2 separate regions of the Homo sapiens genome follow, and region 2 is linked to region 1. The links are chromatin loops, found by intact Hi-C in ENCODE. Cell type or tissue: heart left ventricle. All regions are shown on one strand. Each heading gives the region's core, and the rest is flanking DNA. Links, peaks and the distances in the headings are about the cores only.

Region 1 (9,962 bases), core at 782-8,781:
AAATAAATCAGTAAGAAAAAAAACCAAACAATCTCATCAAAAAGTGAGCTAAAGACATGAATACACAATTCTCAAAAGAAGATATACAAATGGCCAAAAAAAAAAATGTAAAAATGCTCAACATCACTCATGGTGAGGGAAATGCAAATCAAAACCACAATTAGACACCATTTTACTCATGCAAGAATGGCCATAATAAAAAAAAATAGATATTGGCCTGGATGCAGTGAAAAGAGAACACTTCTACACTGCTGGTGGTAATGTAAACTTGTACAACCACTGTGGAGAACAGTGTGGAGATTCCTTAAAGAACTAAAAGTAGATCTACCATTTGATCCAGCAATCCCACTACTGGGTATCTACCCAGAGGAAAAGAAGTCATTATATGAAAAAGATACTTGCACACCCATTTTTATAGCAGCACAATTTGCAATTACAAAAATATAGAAACAGCCCAAATGCCCATCAATCAAGTGGATGAAGAAACTGTGATATATATATATATATATATATATATATATATATATATATATATGAACACTCAGCCATAAAAAGGAATGAATTAAGGTATTTGCAGCAACCTGAATGGAATTGGAGACTGTCATTCTAAGTGAGGTAACTCAGGAATGAAAAACCAAACATCATATGTTCTCACTTATAAGTAGGAGCTAAGCTATGAGGATGCAAAGGCATAAGAATGATACAATGGTCTCTGGGGACTTGGAGGGAAGGGTGGGAGGGGGTGAGAGATAAAACATGACAAATTGGATTCAGTGTATACTGCTTAGGTGATGGGTTCATCAAAATCTCAGCTATCGCCACTAAAGAACTTACTCATGTAACCAAATACAACCTGTTCCCCAAAAACCTATGGAAATAAAAACAATTTTAAAAAAGAACTTATTTATGTAACCAAACACTACCTGTTACCCCAAAACCTATTGAAATTTTAAAAATATTACATCCTTGAGTAACTTTCTCAAAAAGATGTATTAGAAATACATTCTCTTCATCTCGTATTTGTGAAAACGAATAAGTTCATCAAACTCTCCAATTATCCCTTTGGAGTGTGCTGTTTCCAGCCAAGACCCTGCTCAATGCACTGGGTTCAAAATGATAAACCTGCAAGATTCTGAAGATCTTGCTTTGCTGACCTCTAGTATCCATTTGGTTATTGATAAGTCTGATGCCGATTCAGTTTCCTTCTAGGTAATTTCTTTCTCTCTGGAAGCCATTAGGATTTTTTTGTTTTTGTTTTTTTGTTTTATGAATTCTTGCTGCTATGAAATTTTATAAATATATGTTATATCAGTTAGGAATACCTTTTTAGCATTAAGAAAAAAAACCACCAAAAATACTCAATTAACAATGGCTTAAGCAATATTTGTAAGAAGTAGGTGGTCCCAGATTAGACGCACCACTTCAGTGGTTTCATCAAGGGCTCAGGCCCTTTCTGTCTGTCCCGCCTTATGAAGGATGTGGAAGGAACAGAATCTTGTTATCCTTGGCTTGTTGCCTCGTGGTTGAAAGATGGCTCCGACATCATTCCTTGCACCATTGCAGAGAATATCACTTCTCTTTATGAGGCTTGGAGTTTTGTTGTGAAAGAACAGCTCCTTATTACACATCTCTTGAACATTTCTTTGGCCAGAACCTGGCTACATGTTGACTCCTAGACACTCATTGGTAGAAGAGAATGGAATTTATTAGGATTGGTTAAGATCAGTTATAGTTGATTCCCTGGGGCTGAGAGGGGCGTGCCATTCCTGATGTCATAGGATCTCTGCCTGCTACCTAAGCTGCAAATGTGGAGAACTGCTAGCAGGAAAAAAGGGAAATTCTTTTGGGTTAGTCTATGGAGAATATCCACTTGGTATGTCTAGCTGTGGTCTTTTTCACTATCATGCTTTTAATTTGAAGTCTCGCTTCTCCTTTTTGCTCTAGGAATTTTTTCCCTCATTATTTCTTTGGTCTTCATCCTTTCTGCTTTTTCTAGTCTCTCTTTCTAGAACATTTTAAAATGAATATTGGATCTCCTGGATCAACCTTTTCTATTTATTAACTTTTCTCTTGAACATCCTATTTCTCTGCCCTTTTTTCTCTTTATTTCACAAGATTTTCTTGGCATCATCTTCTATCCCTTGTCTTTTTATTCCATTTTTATTTCATTTATTATATTATTTCAGCTCTATTTTGGTTACGTATCTGTAATTCTTGTTCTTTTTTAAAAATTATATCTTTTTCTTATTCTAAAGAAACACTATAATCTCAAATCTCTTGGAGGATATTAGAGGGTGTTTTAAAAAACTCCTTGTCTATTTCTTCAGTTGTCTCTGTTTCTTGCAGAGTCATTTTTGCTGATGTTGTTGTTTATTTATCTTTCTCTTTCGTAGTCCGGATTCTCCTCTCACGTCTGGTATATTTAAAGATAAGAAAATGCAAATGCCTACTTGGGGCCTGAGGCACATTTAGGGCTTGTTGACCTGAAGGCTCAGCATTCACTGGGGTGCAGGGGACCGAGGGCCAACTTCCAGGATGGGTTGGTCCCATGCACCAAGTGAGGAGGCCTCTGTTCTGGGCCAAGAGCGCTCTCACTAGCTGCCTTGGTTCACCCTAGAGTTTTACATAGATTTGTTCAGAGAAGAACTCTAGGTTTTCCTCCTAGGTAATGATGTCTGGCTGACCACAGATGGGCCTGCAGAGAATGGGATGTGTGAGTGTGTATGGGCTGGACCATTCAGAATAGAGGCTTTTAACAAATGCCCAACTTCTCACTGCTGCCCACTGGAGATCTGCAGTTTTCAAGTCTGCAGACTCTGGGGACACTTCTGGGCAGACTGACCTCTTCTGTGCACAACTCCTGTCTAGGATCCACCTGTCTTTGCTCTGTTTCAGCAGCCAGGACTCCCCGATCACCTTTACATCATCTGGAAATTGGTTCAAATCATGTATTCTCTGATGGTTTCCTTTGTTTTATTTTCTTTGGTGTGGGCTCCTACATTTAAAAAATTCCTTTTCCTTTACTCTTATTTTAATGGAGTCTCAGGAGAAAGGAGACAAATGCTAGGAAGCAGTCTGCAATCTTGACCTGGGGGGATAATGTCGAGGTTTTCTTTTAAATTGATTCATTACTCTTTTTTAATTAAAAAAAAATTTTTTTTGAGATAAGGTTGTGCTCTGTCACCCAGGCAGGAGTGCAGTGGCGTGATCATGGCTCATTGCAGCTTCAGTCTCTTTGGCTCAAGAGCTCCTCCCACTTCAGCCTCCTGAGTAGCCGGAACTACAGGTCCATGCCTCCAGTTGGCTAATTTTAAAAAGTTTTTTTGTGGAGATGGGAGTCTCACCACCTTGCCCAGGCCAGTCTCAAACTCCTGGGTTGAGGTGATCCTCCTGCCCTGGCCTCCCAAAGTGTTGGGATTACAGTTGTGAGCCACCACATCCAGCAAACCTTAATTTTTTATTGTAAAATACACCATAAACTTTATCACGTTAATCATTTTAAGCGTATAGTTTAGTAGCATTAAGTGCATTCCCACTGTGTGCAACCAATCTCCAGAGCTCTTTTTATTTTACAAAACTTCAGCTCTATGCCTATTAAATAACAACTCCCTGCTCGCTGCTCCCCTCAGCCCCTGGCAACCATCATTCTACTTTCTATCTGTAGGAATTTACAACTTGAAGTACCTCATGTAAGTGAAACCATACGGAATTTGCCTTTTTGTGGCTGGCTTTTTGGAGAGCATATGGTCCTAAGGTTCATATATGTCACAGCATGGGTCAGAACGTCCTTCCTTTTAAAGGCTGAATAATATTCCATTGTGTGAATAAACCACATTTTGTTCATCCACTTATCCGTGGAGGGAAGCTTGAGGTGCTTCCACCTTCTGGCTATCGTGGGTAATGCTGCTATGAATGTGGATGCCAGTATTGTTGAGTTTTAAAAGGCCTGTAGCATAGGAGACCCCCCAGCCACTAAACCCAAAGCAGATGTATTTGTACGTAAATTTCCCATCGCACTGGAATTAAGATGCTATAGTCACATTGTCTTCCACAAAATACTCTCATGTTTAGAGTTTTACTTGACACACTTCTTCTGGGTCCATTATTATAACCAATGAGGTAGTTAGAGTAGATAGCATTATTTTTGTATCGCAGTGAAAAACTTCGAGCTACAAAGAGGTTAAGTGACTTGCCTAAGCTAATAAGTAGAACAACTAAAAGTACTGAATAATTTTATCAGCCTGAAAGACATTGCTGAACGTGTTTGTTTACATCAACTCTATTGTGGGCTGACTATGGAGACAGGGCCACAGAATGATGATCTCTAATCTAGTAAATTTAATGCAACTTCTCCTAACAGATAAGCCGGGTTGACATGGTAAATTTTATGTGAAAAAGAGAAATCTGTCTGAAGCTCTGGCAGCCAAGATAAGACAGAATAGCAGATATGATTTAACTATTAAAATTACAGAGATTTGTTCCTCTTTATTTTTCGTGGAGGGAATCAAGGTAAATGTTCTTGGGTTGTTGGCAGTATTTCTTCCATTTGTACATTCCTTCTAAACATGAACATTATGTTGTTTATTCATCTGTTAATGACAGCTGATTATCAAACCATAAATATACATGTTGGGTCTAATGGTTTGTGAATGTTAAGCATCAGACAGTAATATCGCGGGTACTTAGAGAAGAACACTACAGCTACATCCCAATCACTATCTAGCTTGTCAATTTCCTGTAGAATTATCTGATTCTTTGTGCTGTCAGCTGAATCATGTGTTAGGCAGAAAGCAGATTTTTTTTCCCATTATTGCTCTTTTTTCCTCCTCATCAGTAAACAGATTTAAAAAAAAAAAGAAGAAGAAGAAAAGAAACACAATTCTCTGGTGTAATCGAGGCTCCAGATATCACATTTTCTCTATTACTTGTGGAAAACAGCAAATCTGATTTCTTGAGGCTTTTCATGTTCAAATCATTTCAGGGACATCGGCAAATACATATTCACTCAGTATTTCCGTACCATATATTGGAGAAAATAACAGATATGAAGATGCTAAAGTTCAAATTAAAGGGCTTTCATCCTGCTGTCCTAAAGTCCCTTGGAACTTATTTAAAATGTTTAAAAAAATCTGGCCACTAGTGGTTTACTCTCTGCACAGCAAGATACATGTATTTATTTCCTAAGCAATGAGGCAGAGAAGCGTGGTGTTCAGGCGTTGACAGTATGCTAATGTGTGCTGGGGAAAGACACACCGGTCCCCAGGGTGCAACGAGGAGCCTCTGAGAACTTTTCTTAAAAGGTCTTCATTCTTCCACTCACCCGGCAAACAGTGGTTAAGCATTTACTAGTGCAGGTGTGCACTCAGCCTTGGGCAAATAGGAAGTTCCTGCCTCGTGGTTCTCAAAGCCGGAGGAGTGGGGGCGGCACGGCAGAGCAGAAAGGGCATCGTCAGAATCCCAGCCCACTTACCTGCAAAGGGCATGGCCTCAACCTCCCCAAGCCTTCCCCTGGGGCAGGGATGGTAATACCCACCCCAAAGAGCGGGGAGGATGAACTGATTGGCCTATAGCTGGTGCACGGCACAGAGCTGCAGCCTTCTGGGACACTCCTGGCTTATTTCCATTTCTTTCACTGCCCTTCGCTCGTTCCAACCCGGTTTCCATTCCAGACACTCCGCCAGCAGCGCTTTCTTATCCTCCTCCATTTTTGGCGCTGCGTTAGACCCTACCACCTTCAAACTCTTGCCTTCTTTCCCCACACTTACCACCCTGCTCTCTTTCTCTCTCTCTCTCTGATCTCTTCTTCTCTGGAGACTTTGTTTCTTTTCCTTCTCTCTCTCTTCTCTCCTGAATAGTGGATTTTCACGAAGTCTCTGCTCATTTATCTCTTTGTAATATTGCTCCTTTAACACAAACCATATTTTCAAGTCCTTCTTATTCTTTAGACATCACTAATGTCATATTTCTGGCTTCAGCTATCATCCTCACTCTGATGACTCCAAAATTTCTATCTCTGTATTTTCATAGCCAAACTTCTAGCTTCAATTTTCAACCAAATACCCAACCTGAGCGTTCACTTTCAACTCGAAATCTCTAAAGCTATACATAACATCTTTACCCCAAATGAACTCCCCTATTAGATTTTTCATTTTTTTACTCTCTGTCAGTAGCACTATTTTCTCAATTGTCCACTGATAATTTAGCTGCTTTATCATTTACTAAAACTATTTTTCTTTTTAGGAAATTAATTAATTAATTTTTTTGTTTGTTTGTTTTTAGAGACAGAATCTTACTATATTGCCCAGGCTGTAGTGCAGCAGCTAGTCACAGGCCAGATCAGAGTGCATAGCCCACTGCGGCCTCCAACTCCTGGCCTCAAGTGATCCTCCCACCTCAGCCTCCCAAGTAGCTAGAACTACAGACGTGCACCACAGCATCCAGATAAAACCACGTTTCCTCTCTCAAAACATTTATGAGCAGAAAAGCATTAGATTAAGTCACAAAATACAACAAAAAATTTTTTAAGCTCCTTAAATAAATAGAAAAGCCGGGCACAGTGCCTCACACCTAGCACTTTGGGAGGCCGAGGTGGTTGGATCACCTGAGGTCAGGAGTTCGAGACCAGCCTGGCCAACATGGTGAAACCCTGTCTCTAGTGAAAACAAAAATTAGCTGGGTGTGGTGGTGGGCACCTGTAATCCCAGCTACTTGGGAGGCTGAGGCAGGAAGAATTGCTTGAACCCAGGAGGCGGAGGCTGCAGTGAGCTGAGATCATGCCACTGAACTCCAGCCTGGGTGATAGAGTGAGACTCCATCTCAAAAAAAAAAAAAAAAGAAATAGAAGAAACCTATAAATATATAAAGTGGTGTATACAGTATGGTCCCAACTTTGTTGTAGTTGTATTGCTTGTGTCTTTATTTCTCATCTATCAATATCATCTATCTACATATATGCATAAGATAGACTGAGTGTTCAGAAAATGTCTCTCACTAATGGAATTATAAATGAATTTTACCTTCTTTTTTATGCTTCTTTTTCCTTTTTATTTTTTCTGGACTTTTGATACCCAGGATAGGGTTCATTTTAAGTCTTGGTTTATGACACACACTCAGCATTGGTTCCTTTATCCCCTCTTTTGTTTACTTATTTGTATGTTTATTGATGACTGCAGTGGGCATCATGCCCACCCTCCAACCCAAGCCCTGGAACAATGACACTGGCTTACATTTCCAGCACGCTCCCCTTCATTTCCTAGGTCCTAGCAAGGTCTGAGGTATTACACTGGTCCACACCTCCTGTCCATGAGTTAGTATGTCAGGCTTTTTATGCTGGTTGATTGGACATAAAATAGCATTTCAGCTGGGCACGATGGCTCACGCCTGTAATCCCAGGACTTTGGGAGTCCGAGGTGGGTGGATCACTTGAGGTCAGGAGTTTGAGACCAGCCTGGCCAACATGGCAAAACCCCATCTCTACAAAAAATACAAAAATTAGCTAGGTGTGGTGGTGGGGGCCTGGAATCCCAGCTACTTGGGAGGCTGAGGCAGGAGAATCGCTTGAGCATGGAAGGCAGAGGTTGCAGTGAGCTGAGATTGCACCACTGCACTCCACCCTGGGTGACAGAGTGAGACCCTGTCTCAAAAAAAAAAAAAAAAAAAAAAAAAAAGCATTTCATTGTGGTCTTGATTTGCATTTCTTTAGTACTAGCAAAATTGAACATCTCTTTTTATATGTACAGGCTATGTCTTTTTCCTCCTCTGTGAACTTATAGGCTTATGTCTTTTTCATCTTTCATCTAGGTTGTTTGCTTTTATCATATTGATTTGTAGAAATAAGACAAAAATGTCCACTAACACCACTGATATTCAACATTGTCCTGGAGGTCCTAGTCAAAAAATAAAAAAGACATGAAAAATAAATCAAAGACATTGCAATCTGAAAGGAAGAAGTATATGATTGTCATCATTTGCAGATAAAATTACTAAGGATAAAGGAAACCCCAAATAAGCTATAAACTGTTAGACTTAAAGGAGCCTTTAGCAAGGTGGCTGGATATGGAATAAATAGATGAATGCCAGTGGCATTTCTATACACCAGCAATAAACAGCTAAAAACTGTAATATTAGGAAGATCATTTATAATAGTAAAATGATACTACACAATACCTATAATTAAACCTTAAAAAGATATGCAAGTCCAAAACTTAAAAGTATCAAATTCTTTGCAACACACTGAGGAGACCCAGATAAATAATTTTCACGCTCAAACTCATCATTACAGTAATATAAAATAAAACAACCATGTGATACCAATTTTAACTTATGCGATTAAAAAAGATTGATAACACCATATTAGTCAGTATTCTCAAGAAAAACAGAACCAATGGGATATATATATATATATATATATATATATATATATAAAACAATATAAATATATAGAAAGTGATTTATAATGAGGGATTGGTTCACAGACTGAGAAGTCCCATGGTTTGCTGTCTGCAAGCTGGAGGCCCAGGAAAGCTGGTGGTGTTGTATCAGCCCAAGCCTTAAAGGCTGAGAACTCGGGGAGCCAATGGTCTGAACCTGAAGGCCTGAGAACCAGGAACACGGATGTCTAAGGGCAGGAGAAGATGGATGTCCCAGCTGTAGTAGAGATAGAAAATTTACCCTTTCTCTGCCTTTTCATTCTATTCAGGCCCTCAATGAGTTGGGTGATGCCCTCGCATATTGGTGAGAGGGGTTCTTCTTTATTCAGTCCACTGATTCACATGCTAATCTCTTCTGGAAACACCCTCACAGATGCACCCAGAAATAGTGTTTTACCAGCTATCTGGGCATTCCTTAGCCCTGTTGAGTTGACACATAAAATTAGCCATCACAAACACTAAGTAGTGGGAAAGATATAGTGTAACAGGCAGTATCACACATTTTAGGTGTGAGTTCAAATTGGCACAGCTTTTCTGGGGAGAAATCTGGCAGCACTAATACAATTTTTAAATGTTTATACCCTTGGACACAGCAATTTTACTTTTGAAAATTTCCCTATAGACACATATGCATAAGAGTACAGACTTTTGTATAACAATTTTCATCACATTGTAATTTGAAACACTCCATCTACCAGTAGATGACTAGCTAAATAAGTTGCTATAGATGTGATATACAGTGAAATACAGTATCAATCACTCATATGAAATGAGATAAAATACACATGCTGAGATGAAAATGTACCAAAGGCATTTGATTAAGGAAAGATGAGTGTGTCTTAGTGTCGGTTTCCCTGGAAGCAGAGCCTGAGGCAAGGATTTGGATGCAGGTAGTTTATTTGGGAAGAATCCTAGGAATCAGGTGTGAGGGAGTAACGAGAATGAGGGGAGGAGCAAAGGGAGTATGATCTTCACATAGTGTGGCAAGGGGCTTGCTTCAGTTGGGACCTCCTGAGAAGTGTAAGGAAGGGTTCCAGCATTGTCCCTTGTCCCCTGATTGAAGGACAGGAGACAGAAGGTGAAAAGATGGACAGCCTGTGCAATGGGAGTTGTAGCTCACACAGAACTGCCCACTCCAGTTGTGGCTGAAATCAGAGGCAGTCCAGGGAATGTGATGTTGGGCATTAGAGGAATTTGCTACAGACTGATTCAATTTAGGTAGAAGAGGATGTCTACATACATCCCTAGAGGTATGTATGAGAAGCCATCTTTTTCTTTTTTTTGAGACAGAGTTTCACTCTTGTTGCCCAGATTAGAGTGCAGTGGCACGATCTTGGCTCAGTGCAACCTCCATCTCCCAGTTTAAAGTGATTCTCCTGCCTCAGCCTCCCGAGTAACTGGGATTACAGGCACCTGCCACCACAGCCACCACACCTGGCTAATTTTTGTATTTTTAGTACAGACAGGGTTTCACCATGCTGGCCAGGCTGATCTTGAACTCCTGACCTCGTGATCCGCCTGCCTCGGCCTCCC
Region 2 (9,108 bases), core at 138-8,137, 340 kb before region 1:
GGTTGAGATTCAGTGGCAATGGGCCGAGGTCTCCTGGGTGTGGTGTGGACCCTGATGGTGAGCAGGGTGGGGACCTCCTCGAGCCCCCATGGAATCAGGCTGCTTACCATCACCTTCTCCGTGGCACCGGCCCCTACCACCCTGCTGAAGACCCTCCTGGGCCTCTCCTCACGTCTCCTTTTCCTGCCCCTCTCTCAGGAGAGCTTTCCAAGCTGATGGCCTGACTGTGCCACCCCAACCTGGCATTTGAAGGCCTTCAGGAGTGAGGCCATGTCCATAACCCGCGTCTCCACTGAACCCTACGCCAGCCCCTACACGAGCCCCAAGCCTGGCTGCTGCTTTACGACACACCTCCATACAGCCCCTGCCCTTCACCCCTGCCCAGGGAAATTTACTGGGCACAGCGCCTTGCCCGCTGCCCCACAGCAAAGAATGCTGTCCTGCCAGACACTACAGACAGCAGTGGACACGCATTCTTCCAGAACCAGCCCAGATCCTGCCTCTAGGGTGAGTTGCCTGATGGGTCTTGACTCCGATCTCCTACCCCGTGCAACACGGGGAGGGTGCTGGCCCTGCCTGCCCTGGCTCCTCAAGAGCAGGCTGGGGTTGCCTTTCCCGAGGGGTCCCCACTACACCAGCCCCAGTGTCGGAGGGGTTGGGGGTCAGCGCAGAGGGTGGCACGTACCAAAGCCAATGAGGCCCAGCGTCTCCCCACGGATGCGGGCCGCTCCCGAGGCCACCTCGCGGATCTGCTCCACGCTCTGAACCCGCGTGCCTTCCCGCAGTGCCTGGTACAGCCACGTGTTCCTCCGGTACAGGTTGAGGATGTGGCAGATGGTAGAGTCCGCTGTCTCTTCCACGGCTGCAGACGGGATGTTGCACACGGCAATTCCTGAAAGGGATGAGGCCAAGGCCGGAGATGAGAAAACCTCAAGATCAGTGGGGAAGCCCCAGGGCTCCCAGCCCGCCCTCCTGAGACTCGGTTGTTGGCACCGGGGGAGGCCCACCTTATCGTCTAGCAGACGCGGGGCTGGGCACGTGGGCGGTAGGCCCTCTGGCTCTGATGCATGGGAAGCTCTAGCCCCAACATCTACCCCTCCCTCCCAAGGAGGACTTTTGCTCCAGGACGTGGCTCATGACCAACCCAACTCCTATGGCTGATTTTGGGCCTGACTGGCTTCCTCCTGGGCTTGCACTGAGTCCCAAGAAAGGACCCGGAGTGGCAGGAAGCCAGTGGGCCTCAGACCAGACTCCTCCAAGTGGACCCCACTCAGCCTCAAACCCCTCAGGGTCTCCCTCATGGAGCTGGCAGGGTGACAAAGAATGGCTTTTGGTTTTAAGCTATGCTAACAGTTTGATGCAAAAAACATACGTTTTAAACATACTGGTTTTAAAAAAACACCTCCACCCCCACACGGATGCAAGGGCTGGCCCCGGGAACGGAACCGATGGCCGAAGCGTGTGCACAATCGCCCTGTGGTCATGTGCTCAGCACCCTGCTCTGCTGGGAAGAACTCAGAGCAGACAGGATGCCCTCCCTGCCCCGTGGAGCAGCCTTCAGGTCAGGGCCGAGGGTGGCTTGGGGTGAGCCCTCTGGCCCCACACGAGCTGCAGAGACCAGGGTCAAGTATCTCCCAGCACAAAGCAGCTGTGGCATGGAGAGTTAACCCAAGTCATAGGCAGAAAGGGCCCTGCCATTTACCCTCCTCAGCCAGAGGGTGTCTGGGGAAGAATGAATGACTGCCAGATACAACAGGGGTGCAAGTAGGCAGAGGGCCAGGCTGGGAACGGCCCCTCCCTACACCCGACAGGTGGAGATCCAGAGGCCTGCTTGCAGCAGAGACCAGAGGGGCCGAGCCAGGGGCGGGGCCCCAGAGGGTGGGCTCAGCAGCCAGCCTGTGGCTCCCAGTTGAGCTCTCTGAGGAGGGGTGTGGCTATCTGGGCATCACGTCAGCCCAAGTGAAATGGTTCCCTCCTAATCCCAGCTTTGGGACCCTTAGGAGAGTGTCTCTCCCAGCAAGGGGTGCCCAAGGCACTGGGACAGGGCCACCTTTAAGGCAGCCCAGGATTCCTCTATCTTAAGTCCTGAAGATTGGGGTGGGGACAGATTGGGGTGGGGACGGCAATCACCAAGGCAGCTTCTTCGGCTCTACTGGACAGGAAACAAGACCAGTGGGTGCCACAAACCCACTTTCTAGATGGCTGCGTGGCTGTCTCCCCACAAGGGCCACCCCTAGGTCTAGGGCCTTGAGAGTGACCCGCTTAGCAAGACACACAGCTCAGAGAAGGTGAAGCCACTGTGAGCAGGTCACCCACCCACCCAACGTGGCCACTGAGGGCTCCTCTGGGCCACCGACCCCTGCCAAGGGACCAGTGTGGTTGACGGTGACTGAGGCCGACCAACTTTCCCACGAGCTGGATGCCAGGAATCTTGCAGGAAACTGGCCTCATTCATTTGAAATAGCTCAGCAGAGAAGCTGGGGCTTGATCACATGCCATGTTATTATTAAGTCAGACAGACTGAGGCTGATGCCAGAGGTTCAAGAAAATCTTTGGCGGCTGGGACAATTTTCATTCCTCGGGCAGGCTAAAGCCCAGCAGGGAGGCCCCGCAGCAGAATCACCCTCAAGGACGCTGGCTCCGTGCTGCTGCCGGGGCTGGCTCGGCAGTGCTGCCTGGCGTCAACAGCAGCACCTCCTCCTAGGAGATGAGCTGATGCTGGCTGGGAGACCCCACAAGGCCACGTGTGTAAAGGCACCCGGGTGGGTGGGTGGCACAAAAAGGCAGGTTGAGGCAGGACATCTGGTCAGTCTTCTCACCGAACTTGGACATTCAGCTCCGTGGTTCCACTGCTCACCGGAGTGCAGAGTCCCAGGACGGGGAGATGGTGCAGGAGGAAGAGCTGCAGCCACTGCCTGGGATGGCAGAACCTTCCCACCCAGACCGCGGCGGCGCCACTGCCAGGAACCTCCATAACCCTCACCGCTCTCTCGGAGGGAGCATCTTCTTAGCTGTCCTCTATCGCTCTGTGGATGCAGCCTCCCTTCTGGATGAGTCAAGCTGATCCTTCAAGTGCCACACGATGGGTGGCTCTGATACTCGCAGGCTGGGCCTCCCAGCATCCACGGAGCCTGGAAAACGGCCCCAAAGAGGCAAGCTGCTTTTCTCTCACGGTCAGTGCCATCGTGCTTTAATCCCTTCATGACTGCCGCTGGCAAGGAAACCACATAAACCAGCTTGCTAGAGGCGGCGGGGGTGGGGAGGGGTGTAGGGCCCTCTCGAGGTCTTCCCGGCTCGTGGGGAGAAGTGCAGGTGAGCAGCTTCCTCAAGCCTTGCCCTGCTCTTGCCGTGAAGCGCTGACTCTCGCCTGTCATTCCAGGGCTGACAGCTCAGAGCCTTGCGATCCCAGAAGGTGTCACCAGAGGCCTAGTGTGCTGCCTCGTGCAACATGGAGGGCCTTGTTTTCTGGGCCTGCGAGGGACCCTCTTTCATCAGGAGAGGGCCTGCCTGCAGCCACCTGCCGCTCCCAGCCCTCAGCACAAAAGGCCCGTTGACCGCATGATGTGGGGAATATGCATTCGGAGACAAAGGACGTCTGGACAGAGGCTCATTTTCCGCCTCCAGAGTCTACATTCGAAAAGTGCCCTTTAAAAGGGCCCCGCAGATGTCTTCCAAGCGCCCTTATCAGATGGGACCAGGATCAATGAAAATCCACCACTCACAGCCCTTCTACATTTTCCAAAACCGCAGTCCCTGGTCCTGGTCGTCTTCTGTGGGTCTCAGAACTCAGGGAACACAACCTCCCATCTCGGCCCTCCCAGGCCCCCTGTCATTGAGGCCTTGGTGCCTTTCTGGCCCCACTGCCTGTGCGGGGCACTTCTAGAAATGGAGAAATAGGAAGTTCCACAGGCAAGGACCTCCCCTCTCTCCCTGGAAAGCAGCGTCTGGTCCAGCCGAGGAAGGGCAGGGTCAGCACCCGTATGGGCCTGGGAGCTGTGTGGTGAGGGGCCGACGTGCTGGAGAAGCAAGAGGTGCGGGGGACAAGGATTTGAGAGCCCCTGGCACATGAAGCTGTATTCTCCTCTGCTGTTGAAACTTGGGATTTCAGCTCTACCCAGAGCACAAAGGACATTTGTTTTCAAACAAAAATATCCTTGTTTGTGCCAGGGAAAGATGGAAAATTTTAGTTTATATTAAACACGCCTTTGAAGACTCACATCTTCTGGAGTGTCTTTGTTCCAACAGAGGGGCTCGGAAGGACGCCGTGGCTGGTAGCAAGTGAGGGGTGTGGGGAGGGTGAGGGGTGGATGTGTGAAGCTGCTGCTTCCAGGACCCTAAGGGGTGTGGAATCTGAGTGACTCTCTCTCCTTCCCTGGCCTTTTGCTTTGGGATTTGCCCGTGGGGCAGCCCCACCCCACTGCGTCCTGACCCCTGTGAGTGTACGGGCAGCTCCCTGCTCGCCCGGCTCCCCAGCCCTGCTCCTGACACCAAGACCCACCCAGTGCTTCCGGTACCTGGGTGCTGCCCCGACTGGCCGTGAAGGATTCAACTAAGATTCTGACCCATACACTCCATGCCCCAGGCTAAGGCTGTGGAGAGACAGCTGGAGCCCATGGGGGTGGCCTCCCTGAAAACGTGGCCGGTGGTGCCCGAGAGCAGGATTCTCAGATGTATGTAACACTCCGCTCACACACAGAGCCCATCTGACACCCAGCCCGTCCCGGAAGCACCGGGGCCCACTGGGGCCTTAGCCGATGGGAGAGAGGTGGGGAAATAGCGCCTGGGCTATTCCTGGAGCACAGGAAGAGCTGTTCCAAGGCCAGGCTGCTGCCTTGGAATTCATGGTGCCTCATGAATTTGGGGCACCTCAGCACTCGTAAGGCAGAGTACAGCCCCCACCCCCAAAATGCAGGGGTGGCGTGTTCCAAACACAGAGCAAGCACAGTGCCCACCTGGCCCTCTCCCGAGGACGCTCGATGCCAGCGGTCTGCTTCTTGTGCCTCTGCACTCAGCACTCACGAGCTCACACGGGGTGCTGGGCAGAGGCCCCCCTCAACATGCACCCCCAGCCGCAAGTGCATGGGGCCGATAAGCAGCTTTGAAGCCCCCAACTCTGGGTTCCCGCCTGCTGCCTCTGCTTTTCTTCGGAAGCCTCTGTCATCAACTGTGTTGGGCAGGGGCCCACCTGCTTTGGTGCTGACCTGGACCACATGCTGCTAAGGCTGCCCTCCCAGAACGGGAGGCCCAGGTTCCCATGTGGACAGGGGCCTAGAGCTGTGCACACGGCAGGGGCAGTTTAGGGGACACACACGGCAGGGGTCATTTAGGGGACGCACCCAGCAGGGGTGGTTTAGAGGACATGTGGCCAGTCGCATTCTCCCCTCTGGAGGCGGCACTGGGTGTCTCCAAATTGAGCCTGTGCCAGCTGGGTGTTGCTCTGAGGGCAGAGATGCCTCACAGCCCCGCAGACCCCACACAAGGGCCAGCAGGGACTATCCTACCTGTGTCATGTGAAGGCAGGGCCGCAAGGTGCTCCACAGCCCGGCCTGGAGGCAGCCACCTTGCTACAGCCAGAAGCGGCTGCTCCGTGGTCCCAGTTCCAGCTGCTTCTCCAAGCCCACCCGAGCAGGGCCCACAGAGCTCCGGACAACTCCAGGCAGCCAGCGCTGCCTCGCACTCACCGAGCTCGCCGGCAGCCTTGATGTCCACGTTGTCATAGCCACTGCCTATCCGCACGATCACTCTCAGGGCCTTGAACTTCTCCAGGTCCTCCCTGGTGAGGGTGATGGTGTGGTACATCATGGCGCCCACGGCTTCGTTTAGAACCTGCGTGGGAACAGAGCACAGGGTCGGAGCCCCACCCCGTGCAGCCCACCGGCACCACTTGGCCTGGCCCCCTGGCCCTATCACCCTTGAACCTGAGGCAGAGGAGTTCAGCAGGAAAGCAGGGAACAGGGGTTCTGGGGCCTGCCGGTGACTTGGGGCGATCTAATGGGGGGATGCTGGGGAGGAAACTGCCCAAGGTCAGTGCAGGCCCCGGCCGGGCAGGGTGGGCCCACCTTCTCGTGGATTTCCTGCGTCGACTGCGCGTCACAGAAGGCCACAGTGGCCAGGTCCTTCAGGATGGGCATCTCCACAGTGCAGTCGCGGCCGTCCAGCAGCGCCACCAGGGGGCGGGGGTGCAGGGGGCCGTTCATGATCTGGGGGCGGATACCTGCCAGGAGGGAAGGGGTGAGCACAGTGGGTGGGTGGCTGGGGCCACAGGGTGCGTGGAGGGGCAGCTCCCCACTCATCACTCAGGGCAGGGCTTGGGCAAGCGAGGGTGGCGGAGCAGCGAGGGCACCGCCTCCACCTGCATCACCTTCCAGGGAGCCACTGACACGAAGAGGAGCCACTTCCCATCCACTTGCGGCTCTGGCTGGAGACGCACACGGCTGCTTCCCTGCCAGCAGACCATAGTCCCGAGAGCCTCAGGACCATGGGGCCCCGAGGCCAGCACAGGCTAGTCCAGCACAGGACGGGTCCCTGCACCGCGTGCCTCCCTGCCTGCACCGGCACCAGCTGCCCCTCACACACTATGACAGGGGATAAGGCGTGTGCGTCCAAAGGAACTTCCTGGACAGGCCCTGCACAAACAGGCGGCCTGGGCAGGCTCCTCCAGCCCCTCTCACCTGCGCTGGGTGAGGAGAAATGGCGGGTCTGGGGCAGGGAAGGTATGCCTGAGGGCAGGAGGCCTCTAGGGGCTCAGGAGAGCAAACTTCTCAAAGGACCACACAGCAAGCAGCTCTCTAGACAGGCCAGAGCCATCATATTAATCCTGACAGATTTCCTGGTGCTGCCAACAAGGTGAAGGGACAGCTGTGAGGACAGAGGGGCAGGGGTGACCCCAGGAAGGGCCCCAGTGGTCCTTCCCACAAGTCCAAGTACAAATTCTCTAGCAACTTCATCTGGACCAGCGCGGCTGCATCTAGACGTTCAGCAGGGTGGTGGAAGGCCTTACCTGCCACACTACAGACGCGCATGCTTGCGCCCCGTGCACATACAGGGCAGACACCCTGCGGGGCCCGCCCAGGATGCAGCGAGAGCCTCAGGGCCTCTTTTCTCTCTTTATTCTGTGCAGCAAACCCAGCAGGCTCCGAAGACCTCAGAGACAGAGAAGCAGCATTTTCTCCAACAAAAACTGCCCCCTTCAAATCCATCCTTGGATTTCGTAGGTCCTCCTGACCATCTGCCCAAACCTCACATCTTCAAGACCCACACCCTGGACACAAGAGAACAACTACCTGAGTTCCAGAGGTGCAATCCGCCGAGATGCCAGGAAGGGGCAATGTCTCTTGTCAAATTAGAACTCTTTAGCCTCAGATTAAAACTTTGGGGCTCATCAACTTTTCAGATATCCAGATCAACCCTGACGGCGGCCTTACATCCCCATCCCCTCCCTCCCTCTGAGGCTGGACGGTCCAGGCCATTGCTCCAGGCTGAGCCCAGCCTGGTGACCCACCATGGGTAACCCAACCAGGAAGGTGTGACATTCCCGGGATCACTGGCCTTTGAGCACAAGGCAGCAGGCTCAGGGTCCCACAGGCAAAAGCAGGAGCCTTCCACAAAGGCCAACTTCATCTGTGTGGCCTCGCCTTCCATCCCTAACCTCCTCAAGGGCTCTTAGTAGTCCCCAAGCTGGCCACTTGGTGGGGACGATGACTGGGACCCCAGCCACGGGGGGGCTCCTGCTGGACCACCAAGGCTCATATTCCGTTAGCCACACGCTCGGAGACGAGGAAGGAAATCCCCCTCCACTGGGGCCGTGACTGCATCCTGTTAAGACTATACACGGTGCTGGGGAGGGACGGCCCAGAGCACCTGCACCAGCCCTGCATGGAAGGCCGTGCTCGGCCAGTGGGACTTGGGATAATTGTCTCTTTGAGCACAAAGTACAAAAAAGGCTTTTGTCCCAGCCTCAGAAGAATGGGCTGGGGTAGCCAGGTCCACAGCCAGCCCCGCATGGCCCCCAAGCTAAGTGCAGTTCTCCTGCCACCCCCGGCTGGGAGAAATCATGGCCCCTCTCAGCCCTGAGCGGCAGCTGCACCTGACGCTCAGACACCAAAGGCACACGTGCACCCAGTCACTCCTGCTGCTGCCCCGACACCCAGGTCCCCAAACAGGGTGTCCGCATGGATCCGCACTCCAACATCCTTCTGCACCAGGAAAACAGGGCAGGGGAGGGGGAAAATAAGGCAGGGACGAGGGCCAACACCCCCGTGTCCTCACCAGCCCACGACCTGTATGAGTGGACAGGAAGCGTGCAGCACAAAGCTGGATACCCCCTCAGCTCATCCGCGAGATCCGCAACAGCACCGTCACCTGACGAGGAACCCGACACACATGGCTCCCACCTGGGCTCCTGTTTTCTGCTAAGAAAATGGTACAACTGCCAAATTCCACAAGATTCCTTCTGTTTCAGTACACTCTTCTGGCCCCTACTTGAGGTCTGAGCGCACAACCCTGTGGGGCCTGGAAGTCCTGGTCTCATGCCCCAGGCGGTCGCCCACACACAGTGAGGAACACCCCAACTTCACTTTCAGGGGTGCTGGCAGGATGGTTATCGGAGAGAGTGCCTGATTATAAGAAATCCAAGCTGTTCGTTAAATGGTAGCCACACAGGAAAACCACGCTGGGCGCAAGGTGGGAATCCAGAGCCGCTGATGCGTCTGGGGAGCCTGAGAGGCCATTGTCACAAGATGTCCATCCGCAGCATCATCAGTGCATGGATCCGTTACCAGGGTAACAAACTCCAGGTTGCCTAGCGATCGGCTCCCTCCCCGACACGGGTTGCCTTTCTCCTTGGTGAAACCCACCCTCTACCCTCCCTGATGGCCGGGCACGCAGAACGTGGCTGAGGCTGGCCCGAGACCTGTCCAAGGTCTGAGGCTCGAATCCTGGCAGCAGGTCCTTCATGGCAAGGCGGGAAAAGAGAAAAGCCAACGGGTTCTCATGCTGGGAAAAGATGCCGGGCACGACGGCTGGAGGTGGGGGGTTGGGAGTGGGTGGGATGCTTGCGTGCCCTGCATGAGGTGCAGGGATATGGAGGCCACAGGAGACCCCCAAGCC

Evidence for each region. Peaks named below come from ENCODE experiments on the same cell type or tissue, not always from the same donor. Only the 100,000 strongest peaks of a DNase experiment are listed, where the experiment ranks them.
Region 2: it touches region 1 in a loop (2.9-fold over the local background); 15 of 110 quality-filtered maps call a loop at or near these places.

What each region holds. Positions count from the first base shown.
Region 1 is chr10:125,339,450-125,349,411 of GRCh38, forward strand. No RefSeq gene overlaps it. Among named protein-coding and RNA genes, the nearest start is that of CTBP2, 180 kb to the left of the region's middle. In heart left ventricle, for the core only: a CTCF peak has its summit at 3,887 (motif pointing left); no DNase peak of the experiment used is centred there.
Region 2 is chr10:124,997,279-125,006,386 of GRCh38, forward strand. CTBP2 (C-terminal binding protein 2) reads right to left here. Exons shown (of 11, transcript NM_001329.4): 4 at 6,060-6,214; 5 at 5,682-5,826; 6 at 686-892. LOC124902520 (a long non-coding RNA gene) reads left to right here and starts at 2,574. Exons shown (of 2, transcript XR_007062329.1): 1 at 2,574-3,173; 2 at 3,380-4,216. RefSeq lists enhancers at 830-999, 3,063-3,563, 5,358-5,899, 5,900-6,440. In heart left ventricle, for the core only: a CTCF peak has its summit at 3,407 (motif pointing right); DNase peaks (open chromatin) are centred at 2,333, 2,653, 5,533, 5,973 and 2 weaker places; H3K27ac peaks cover 4,031 bases.